Regions from separate parts of the Homo sapiens genome. Here region 2 is linked to region 1. Evidence: read pairs that join two places in POLR2A ChIA-PET (ENCODE). Cell type or tissue: GM12878. All regions are shown on one strand. Each heading gives the region's core, and the rest is flanking DNA. Links, peaks and the distances in the headings are about the cores only.

The links. Peaks named below come from ENCODE experiments on the same cell type or tissue, not always from the same donor. Only the 100,000 strongest peaks of a DNase experiment are listed, where the experiment ranks them.
Region 2: POLR2A ChIA-PET joins it to region 1 with 20 read pairs; 7 of 35 experiments call an interaction of 5 or more read pairs at or near these places.

Annotation. Positions count from the first base shown.
Region 1 is chr3:45,913,300-45,918,678 of GRCh38, forward strand. FYCO1 (FYVE and coiled-coil domain autophagy adaptor 1) reads right to left here. Exons shown (of 18, transcript NM_024513.4): 18 at 4,604-5,379. It also overlaps a transcript of LZTFL1 not described here. Among named protein-coding and RNA genes, the nearest start is that of CXCR6, 27 kb to the right of the region's middle. RefSeq lists enhancers at 1,970-3,169, 2,609-2,878. In GM12878, for the core only: no CTCF peak of the experiment used is centred there; a DNase peak (open chromatin) is centred at 2,642; H3K4me3 peaks cover 1,209 bases; H3K27ac peaks cover 1,979 bases.
Region 2 is chr3:45,862,903-45,868,281 of GRCh38, forward strand. LOC124909374 (a long non-coding RNA gene) reads left to right here and starts at 2,052. Exons shown (of 2, transcript XR_007095900.1): 1 at 2,052-2,353; 2 at 3,534-3,669. It also overlaps a transcript of LZTFL1 not described here. In GM12878, for the core only: no CTCF peak of the experiment used is centred there; a DNase peak (open chromatin) is centred at 1,989; H3K27ac peaks cover 1,325 bases.

The DNA.
Region 1 (5,379 bases), core at 291-5,290:
CTTAACTTTTTTTTTTTTTTGGCCTCATCCACACCTTTGACAATCTGACAAAGCCTATAGCCCCTTTCTCAGAATGCTTTAAAATGCAAACAATAAAATAGAATTACAAACCAATTAAATTGAAACACAATTCTCCAAATATTAAAGCAGATATATGAACTAGTAATATATGTGTCTTTTTACTAATGCATTACATAAAATCTATCAGATCTAATGACAACCTTCATTTCCGAGTGGAGATAAACATAAATGATACTTTGAGAGTCTGCAGAAATTGTCATGTAATACAAAAATATCTGCCATTTCTACTGGTGACAAAGTGACAGGTCTAGCTAGTACTAGTGTGGCATGTTGTCTCTAGTCATAATTGAAGGAAGACTTAAATTTTAATTAGTAGTTAGGGTAAAGATGCCATTTTTTCCCCCACCCATTTTCAAAGACCTTTGATTCTGTGTACCGACCAGCTTAGGAACTCCCTCCTAAACTGACCTCCCCAACGCATACCCCCTGGATACTTTCTCCATTTCTTAAAATTTGGACATGTATGGAACTCTTCTGGATTTGGGGAAGGGGATGTTTTTCCACTCAGAAATGATCTGCCAGTTGGCACCAGAACCCTTGAATAAAAATATAAGCCATAAAAAAGTTATGGTTGTAAACTATTTTACCCTTAGAATAGTTTTATACCAGGGGATTCATTTAGAAACATCCTCCTCTCCAAGACTGAAATTTCCATCATTGCGCCCTAGTGCTTGGGCTAATGGATTTGAGGAAGACGGCCTGGTTCCAAGATTCAAGGATCACAGGTAGAGTTAAATTAGGAGACAGATCAATTAGTTCATTTCCTCCTTTCCTCAAATTCTAATCAAAACAGTGGTGACACAGCAACGTTCACCAGGACCACCTGCTCCAGCATCACCTGGAGGACCTGTGAATGGACCAGACCTGATGAACCAGAATTGGAATGGGTGGTGCCCATGGATCTGCATTTTTTTTTTTTTTTTTGAGACAGGGTCTCACTCTGTCCCCCAGGCTGGAGTGCAGTGGGGCAATCACAGTTGCAGCCTCAAACTCCCAGGCTTAAGGGATTCTGCCACCTCAGCCTCCCCAGTGGCTGGGACTAGAGGCGCCTGGCTAATATTTGAATTTTTTTTGGTAGAGACGGGGTCTCCCTATGTTATGCAGGTTGGCCTTGAACTCCTGGCCTCAAGTGATCCTCCTGCCTCGGCCACCCAAAATGCTGGGATTATAGGCATGAGCCACCACACCTGGCTGGATCTGCATTTTAATATGCCTTCAGGTAACTAAAGCAAGAGAACCTTCTCCTAAGAATCTCTCTGCAACTTCCTTTTATTTACTGACACCTAATAAATGAACAGTTGACTCTGGAGCAAAACTGAGCCCTGGGTGAGTCTTGGGCTTTTCCTGATGGCTCAATACCTGAAACTTTCATAACCAAAGAAGATGGGGGCCTGATCCAGGACCAGTTCTGGTCTCCTTGTCCTTCTTCCACTGGTCACCTTCAGGGCATGAATGTGTGGTCCTCTTTCTGAGACCACCCAACAGCTGGGTGGCGTCCCTGCTGGTGCAGAGGAGCTGCCTCTTCCAAGACCTTGGGTTCCACATAGGAACCCTGTCGCTCATTCACAAGCGTCGTGGGAGGACTGGACTGAGGCTGCTGCCCCTGCTGCTTGTGAAAGCATGCAGGGCCCTGTTTGTGAAAGCTTGCAGGGCCCTGAAGCCACCTCTGAGGCAGAGGAACAAACCGGCTTGTCTTTCCACATCAGCAGTCACTGCCTTTGGTGTCTGTTCCCTCAATGGTCCAGGCTTCCTTACATTAAAGTGCTGCCTCCACCAGATGCATGGGGCAGCTTCAGCCACACCGACACCGTCATTTCTCACTGCCCCTTTCTTCCAATGAGAAAGATGGCTTCTGCTAAGCAGCCCTGGGTCCAGCCCTCCTTGCAGCCTTTAGGGAGGCCCTTTCTGTTACCCCTCTTTTCTCATCACTGCTTTGCTCTCCGATCTTTTATCCCCGCACCGCCCACCTCCGCCCCACCCTTCTCCCTCACCAGCTTTCCTCTCTCAAGCCAGGGAGAAGACAGCACCTGCCCCACTGACCTGGAAGACGGACGTTTTGGCCTCCCAGAAATGGCTTCCTTCTCTCCTCCGAGGCTCAGTCAGAGTCGGCCTTGGGAGCAGAAAGCGGGGGAGACCTCCTGAAATCATTTTTTCTGTGATGATTCTATGGACCCACAGGCCCGAAGACAGACCTGTCCTAGAAACAAGGACTTCCTTTTGGTAAGGACACTCATGCATCTCAGGTTTTGTTCATTTTTTAGCTAAAAAAGACTTAATTCATTCAAGGCTTTAGATGGGGCTGTCAACTCTTAGATAACCTCAGTGCCAGCATGGTGGGAGGTGTGAGGAAACCACACTAGTCTCCGACCTCCCCAGAGCTTGCAGGATGGGGGCGGGAGGAGGGGACACACATCAAAGCCCAGAGGTTGGCCATCACCCTTCTGCTCGCATTACCATCCTTCTTCAGAAAACAGCGGGTGTGGGAAAAGTAAAAGGCTGACCTTTCCCTCACCCCTAACCCACTTTGAATGTCTTTCATAATTGCTATGCTTTCCCCCCGCCCGGCTTTTGAGGCTTCAGCTTCAACTGCTGTCTCAAAAAAAGTCCGTTTTCTCATCTTGGGCTACTGGTTTCACCATCTGTTTGCTCTTCAGATGTGTGTGGGTGGCAAGAGGAGATTTTTCCCACGCGTCTTCAAACTGAAAGGGCTGACCTTGCTGTGAGGAGCCTTCTGAGTCACCCAGGAGTCTCTGCATCCTCAGCCCTCACCCGGCAGAGTGGCAGGGAGGGGCGGGGCACCTCTTTGTGCCACAGAGCCTGTGAACACTGAACTGGGCCCGGATTACCTGGAATCAAGCGTGGGGCTTGGAAACCCTCCAGCAAAGACTTGGGTCATCTTGAGTTATTCTGCAGTTTAGCAGGGTGGGGTGAGGTGGAATGGAGGATTTTGACCTGGAGGTCCCCAGATCCCAGCCCCAGATGCACAGCACACACATATATGTATGTCTCAACTGTTTCTTGTTCTAGCCCCCAGCCCATGAGGCCCCCAAGCCTCAGGAAGGACTGTTGTATTAACAAAGAAACTCTCTGGCTCTGTCATTTGGGGCAGGTGGAGTAACTATCTGCCATTACTGCAATCTGGTTACTAGATAGATACTTGATCTGAGGGTACCTTTTTATTTTTTTGAGACAGGGCCTCACTCTGTCACTCGTGGAGTGGCATGATCTTGGCTCACTGCAGCCTCTACTGAGTTGGGACTATAGACATGCACTACCACACCTGGCTAATTAAAGAAAAAAAAATGTAGAGACGGGGTCTCACTGTGTTGCCCAGGTGGTCTTGAACCCCTGGGCTCAAGCAATCCTCCTGCCTTGGACTCCCAAAGTGTTGGGATTACAGGCGTGAGCCACTGCGCCCAGCCCAAGGGCATCTTTGACATAAGAGGGGGTGCAGGGGGTGGGACTGAGTGACCAGCTATCATTGCCTGTATCTCCTCCTGCAGGCCCACCCTTTCCCTCCTCTGCCACCGGAGTGTTTCAGGAGCCTCTATTCCTGGCAGAGTTAGTCGCCAGTGGGAATGCTGATGACTTTTTGGCGACCCAGGGCACTGGGACTGACCCGAGAGGTCAATTCAGTATTTTTTGAGTCCCTTCCTGCCTGGCATGTTGCTCGATGCTGCGGTGGGGAGAGAAGGGAGGAGGGAGATGAAGATAAAGATGAAGGATTCACTGTCTTTTATCCTTGGGAGAGAACCAGAGTTACAGAAAATGTGACTTCTTCCATGGAGTAACAGATTAAAGAAGAGGCCAAACGAAAGTCTGGCAGCAGGAGAGGGCTGGCGGAGGAAGGGCGGTGAAGGGGTGGTGTGGGGAGGTGTTCTTTTGAGGTGCAGAGCACTGCAGGGACAGAGCCCTGGTCATCCCTGGAGTGGGGGTGTGAGGTGAGTGTGGGTGGGCTGCCCAGCCTGAGCTCAGTCCAACATCCAGCAGTGACCAGGGCATGCCCCTCTGGGCCTCTGTCCAGGCTCTTTGCTGACCCAGCCAGAGAAAGGTATGCGGGAATGGGAGGGCTGACTTCTTCCTCTGCCAGCCATCTCAGCCTGGCAGTCTTGCCCAGCTTTGTACCTCATATTGACCAATCATGGTTTTAGGCCATCCATGATGCTTCTCCCCAGCCCCATTGTTCCGGTAAACTCAGAAGTCTGCTCTTTGCTCAACATGCTCTGTGGGTGCCCTGGGAGATCTGGACATTTGAGCTGAGGCTAGAAGCCCATAGGGCACAACAGCATGGATTGAAAGACAGGCTGTCTCAGGCAGGTCTAAACACCACCCTCACAGCAGGCCAGGAAGCAGCCAGGTGCCAGGCCACCTGGAAACTTCCCAGAACATCTGCTGGCTCAAGTCCTCCTGAAAAGCCACCATAAAAGATGCTCTATTTCCCAGCAGCACAGCTCAACCCCAACTCAGCTCTGTATAACTTCGTGGTGCACTTTATGTCCCAAAAAAATGAGAGACAAATGTCTAAATGTCATAGTGTTTACTTTATTTAAATCCTGAGGTTAAAAATAAAGTATTTCCACATGGCATGGCAGACACTATAAAATAATATGCTTAGGGATACAAAAGTTTTCCACCCCCATTGAGCAGGTGGGGTGCTGGTATTTGATGTGCTTCTAGATAATTCTTTGGCAGATAAGAATGAATTGGGGTCCCAGACCCACCATCCCGTAAGGCCACATGAATTGAGGATTAATCAATTAAAGTGCAATTCCAAATGTTGAGCCTTCCAAATGAGGCTTGGGTATTGCTCTGCAGCCACCAGAGGCAGAGTGTCTCTGCATAACATACATCAAGCAGCCTTTTTCTTTTTTTAAATCAGAGATGCCTCCCCAAATTTCAAGATGTACTTTATTATTTTAAAAGTGCTTAAGAGGAAAGAGAGAATTATTAATTCAGTCTCTCCTGTTTCCTTGGAAGAAACATAATGAAATGAGAAGAACTTACTAAAGTTCCCCTACAAAGTGCTTTCTTGGTAAGTGTTTTGTAAACAAGAATGGCCGTCTCGATGGTCTTTGTGTACATGACCATCCTTGGTTCTAAGCATCACGAATGGCTTCTCTCTGCTTTAATTCCCAACACCTCTGAGCCAAGGACAGTTTCTTGGCCTAAAGAATTCTCATATGTAGAATCATGCGCACTTTTAAAACTGAAACTCCTTTAAAATTTCATCAGTGGACATCCAACCATATCATAAAACACAGGCTCTGTGATTTCATCCCCAACTGGCGATTTCCTTTC
Region 2 (5,379 bases), core at 55-5,054, 51 kb before region 1:
TCGCCTTTGTTCTCTAGGAAAGTAGTTCTTTCCAGAATGTTATCTTTGGAGCTACTCTTGTTTTGAAACTTTGTTTTAAATCAAACTCAGTTCTGACTGCTTCGGCTTCTGGTGAGAATAGTATTATGAGACCCAAGAATAATTCAATAAAAACACATGCATTGAATGTATATTCATGAGTCCATAATGATACTCAAAAAGAATACTGCCAGAAGAAACTCATTCGAGGCAGCTAATACCAATGTCTTATTTTGACATTGTGTAACTGAAAGAAAAGTGCGTCTAATGTCCTTCAGGTAGGAACTATATTTCAAGGTAAACAAATAGCTCCAGTTGACAACATAAAGCTTGAAGAATGCCAGCTAAATGTAGAGGGATGAAAGTCATAATCTTGCAATTCCTAATGAGAGGGATGAAAGTCATAATCTTGCAATTCCTAATGAGAATGTAGATCCAGGCAAGGACTATCAACCTGTGCTTGAGGACCTCAGGGGAGTGGTTGATGGGACTTGGACATCTGTATGGTGCCAAAATAACAGTATGATGATGTGGTTCTGGTCTTCAGGAGAAAAACAGAATTGTACAATGGATGGATCAGACCACCATCACCCTCACCTAAAGGTTGATCCTAGCATCAGGAATAGTGGGACAACCAGTTATTCCATGTCTCCTGGGGTCATGAATTCCGATGTCACAGCATCCCCTGTGACGCAGTCTAGCCAAAGATGTTTAACTTGGGTCTAATCAATATGTAGATGTAACTTCCAGGAAATACAAGGGAGAGAGGAACAAGCTAAATGACACCACTGGCAAGCAATGTAGGGGGCCTCTATCGGCCACTGGCCAAGCAGCTGCAATAAGAAGCTACCCATGAAGAGACTGGAGGCTGGATTAAAAGATAGAGAGAGGACATAAAAGCCAGGTGCAATGTGTGGTCCAGGATTGGTTCCTCGTTTGGACAAAGAAGCTGGGAAGGACATTCAGGGAAACATTTGGTGAATTTGAATAATATAATGGCTATTAGATGATATTAAAGAATGATTATTAATTTTAGGTGTGATAATGTTGTTGTTTGTCAAGCAGGAAAGTGTTCTTTTTTTAAGAAATGTATTTTGGGGGCAATGTCATGCATGATATCTCTAACATAACACACAGCTGGACACTATGTGGGAGACTGACTGTGATGTTCAAGTCCCCTGTGGAAAGGTTGAACAAAAGTAGACATTTAACCAACATACTTGTCAGAGACTAGCAGGTAATGTGTAATTATAAATTGCTATCAAATTACTGAGTAAAAGTTTTGTGAAACATTTTCTAAAGTTTGAGAGTAAAGAGTAAAAAAGAGTAGCATATTAGTTCAAAATAATGAGGAAGGCATTATCATAGGAAGATAACAAAATTTTAATACGTGATACCTGATTTAATTTTAATATTGCTACTAGAACCTAATTTCCACTTGTCATAATGAAGAATTTTTATAACTTTTCTTCACTTATTGCTACTCAAAATCTTCATCGACTAGTAAAAATCAACCACAGGGCAACTGTTATAAATTATGGTATGTCCATATCTGAAATATTATGAAGTCATTAACAATTAAGATGTGGATTTAATATTTGGTTAATATTTAATGACATGAAAACATTTATGCCAATGTTCAGTGCAGAATATGCAACTTTATTACAATATAGTCCTAATTTTATGTATTAATAAGTGTAAAAGATTTAGCCCCCAGGTTATTGCTGAGAGAGGGATAAATAAGTACCATTTAATGTAGTCCTAGTATCATTAATTATTAAAAGAATATAAGAGAGAAAAAAACACACATGAGGAGACAGTAAAAAACTGTTTAGCTGACCAAGTGAGTGCTGCATTATTGTCTGTTTTAACAAGGGAGTAGGTTTTCTCACCACATTCAGCCAATGTGGTAAATTTTCTAACATGATAAAAAGAAACTCCCAGTTTTACTCATTTCCAGAGCTGAAAGTTGAAGAGTTGAAGCCCTTTTGCCCTTCTCAGAATGACTACACTTAAAGTGAGCTTCCTCACCACCAAGTACCAGAACAAATGGTGGGCCTGGAAAGGCAATTCTGCTCTGAGGAACGTGAAACAAGCATAAACCGAATGTGATGGCAGAGCTGTCACACCTTGTGGCCATCGATTACATTTCCACTGACCGTTCTATCACTCTCCAGAAGGGTGATCATGCCTGTGCTGCTCCCAGAAGACCCAGATCCACCGAAAGAAATGCAATCCTTCCCCACAGGCAGCCTTTCCTGAGGAGAAGAAGGAGCTTCTCTAATTGTCACATGAGTAGAAAATGTTGAAGAGACCTGCCTCTTTCAGAGGAAGGGTAAACAGAATTCTAACCACATTTTAAAACACCTCTTCCCTCTGCTTATTGAAGTAGGATACTCAGCAACAATTCAAAAGATTGAGGTTTACATGCACTGATGAGGAACGACCTCCAAGCTTCATTGTTCAGTGAGTGAAACCAGAGTTAGAGCAACAGAGCTCACAAAATCTCACTTACACGCACTACATGCTTCCACATGCAAACACGTGCACATGCACACACATGCACAGACTCTTGCAAAGAAAAGATGAACACACACCAAACTTTTAATGATAAATATGTATGACGAACTAGGAAAGGGATGGAATAAAAGGGAACGTTCACTTTTCTTACTCTATATTTCTGAAGTTTTTGGATTTTCTTTTTATAACAGGAGGTAAACATTTAGTTCTTATGTAATTTTAAGAGAGGGAACGATGAATTCATACACTTCTGGTAGAAATGTAAAAATGATACAGTCATTTGAAAACAGTTTGGCAGTTCCTCAAAAAGTTAAACATAGAGTTATCATATGACCCAGCCATTTCACTCCTGAGTGTTTACCCAAGAGAGAAAGAAATATATGTTCCTGCAAATACTTGAGCGTTTATAACAGCGTTGTCTGTAATAACCGAAAATCAGAGGCAACCAAATGTCTACAAACCAATGAATGGATAACAAACTGGTATAGGCCATGTAATCGAATACTATTCCACAATAATAGGAAACAACTATTGGTACACATGACAACGTGAATGCATCTCAAAATGATGCTGAGTGAAAGAAGCCAGACAAAAGAGTATTTGCTATGTATTACAATTTATATAAAATTCTAGAAATGCAAACCAAACTATAGTGACAGAAAGCAGATCGGTGGTTGAATGTGGCGAGGGGTGGTGGCGTGGTGGGAGGAAGGAAGAACAAATGGGTCCAAGGACACTTTTGGGGTGATGGATATGTTCACCACCTTCATTGTGCTAATGATTGATCCGGTGTGTACTACAGCAAGATTTATCCAATTGCATACTTTAAACATGTAGTTTATAGTGCGCTAATCATAACTCAATGAATCTACAAAAAAGTAATACATGCTTAATATAGAACATTTTGAAATAATGTAAAAATGAAGACGAAAAATTTAAAAGCCCCTACACTTTCAAAAAGAAAACCGTTAACATTTTGGGGCTTTTTCTTCCAGGAAAGTTTCACGTCCACCATACAGTCAGCTCTACAAGGGCAAGCCTGCCTGATTCACCAGCCGTATTCACAGAACTATGCTGGAAAAGCAATTGTGGGATAACTAAGTTTGGATCAATAAATGAATGTGTAAAAGAGCCTACCCTCTTCATTTCATAGTATATAATGAGGGCTTTTTCATGTCACTAAAAGTTCTTTGAAAACATACCATGGCTTCACACCCTTCCACTGCCTGGATCTACAGTAATTGATTTTAGACTTGGGTTGTTTAGAGTCTTTCAATATAACCAATAGTGCTGTAATATTCAGCTTTGTGTATACCACAGAAGACTTGTATTCACCATAGAGGCTATCCCACAACAATTAATGGATCCAATTAAGTAGGTTAACAATTTGGTTTTACATTGTGTAGCTAAAAATAAGATAGTTGCGGCCAGGTGAAGTGGCTCACGCCTGTAATCCCAGCACTTTGGGAGGCTGAGGCAGGCGGATCACTTGAGGTCAGGAGTTCGAGACCAGCCTGGGCAACATAGTGAAACCCCATCTTTACTAAAAATACAAAAATTAGCTGGGCATGGTGGCGCATGCCTGTAATCCCAGCTACTTAGGCGGCTGAGGCAGGAGAATCGCTTGAACCCAGGAGGCTGAGGTTGCAGTGAGCCGAGATCATGCCACTACACTCCAGCCTGGGTGACAGAGCAAGACTCAATCTCAAAAAAAAAAAAAAAAAAAAAAAACCCAAAAGATAGTTACATTTTTCATCTTTTAAATTAATTTGTTAATTGCCTTCTCTTTCACTCAGTTTCCCCTTTGGTAAATGGGAGTAATAATAATATCTTCCTCTCAAGGTGTTGTTAAAATTTTAAAATATGGTGTAAAAACTGCTTATGACAATGCTGGCAGAGAGTAAACTTGTAATGATGGGCACTTCCGGGCCATTCTTGTGCCAGAACTGTCCTTGGCTCCTGCCAAATTCCCGCAATTCAAGTTTTTTTTTTCTTGCACCTGCTAGTCTGAACACATCCATCAACCTTGCTTAAAGAATCTTTGGGGTGAATTGGAATTAAAAGGCAAGGCTGGAAGTTTATATTGTTACTATTTAGCACTTCTTTAGAAAACTCATCTTAGGCTGGGCACCGTGGCTCATGCCTGTAATCCCAGCACTTTGGGAGGAGGAAGTGAGAGGATTCCTTGAGCCCAGGAATTCAAGACCAGCCTGGGCAACATAGTGAGACCTCATCTCTACAAAATATCAAAAAATTAGCTGGGCACAGTGGTGCATGCCTGTAGTCCCAGCTACTTGGGAGGCTGATGTGGGAGGATCACTTGAGCCTGGGAGGTCAAGGCTGCAGTGAGCTGTGATCGCACCACTGCACTCTAGCCTGGGTGACAGAGCAAGACCCTGTCTCAAAACAACAACGACAACGAACAAGAAAACCTATATTAGCCAAAGATAAATGTCAGCCCCATTGGAATGGGTTCCATGTTCTGTCTCTGGATAGCTCTGGTGATGAGAAGGATTCAAGGGCAGCAATTTTCTTTCAAGAAGATTTTCCATTAGGTATATCTCTTAATGCTATATATATATAATGGAAAATCCTCTTGAAAGAAAATTGCTGCCCTTGAATCCTTCTCATCACCAGAGCTATCCAGAGTGCAGCACACCAGCATGGCACATGTATACATATGTAACAAACCTGCACGTTGTGCACATGTACCCTAGAACTTAAAGTATAATAAAAATATATATATATATAAATTTTTAAAAAGTATTTTAATTTTTTTGCAAAAAAAAAAAGAGGATTTTCCCCAGCTTTCTACTGAACCTGTGCAAGTGAAACTTGATT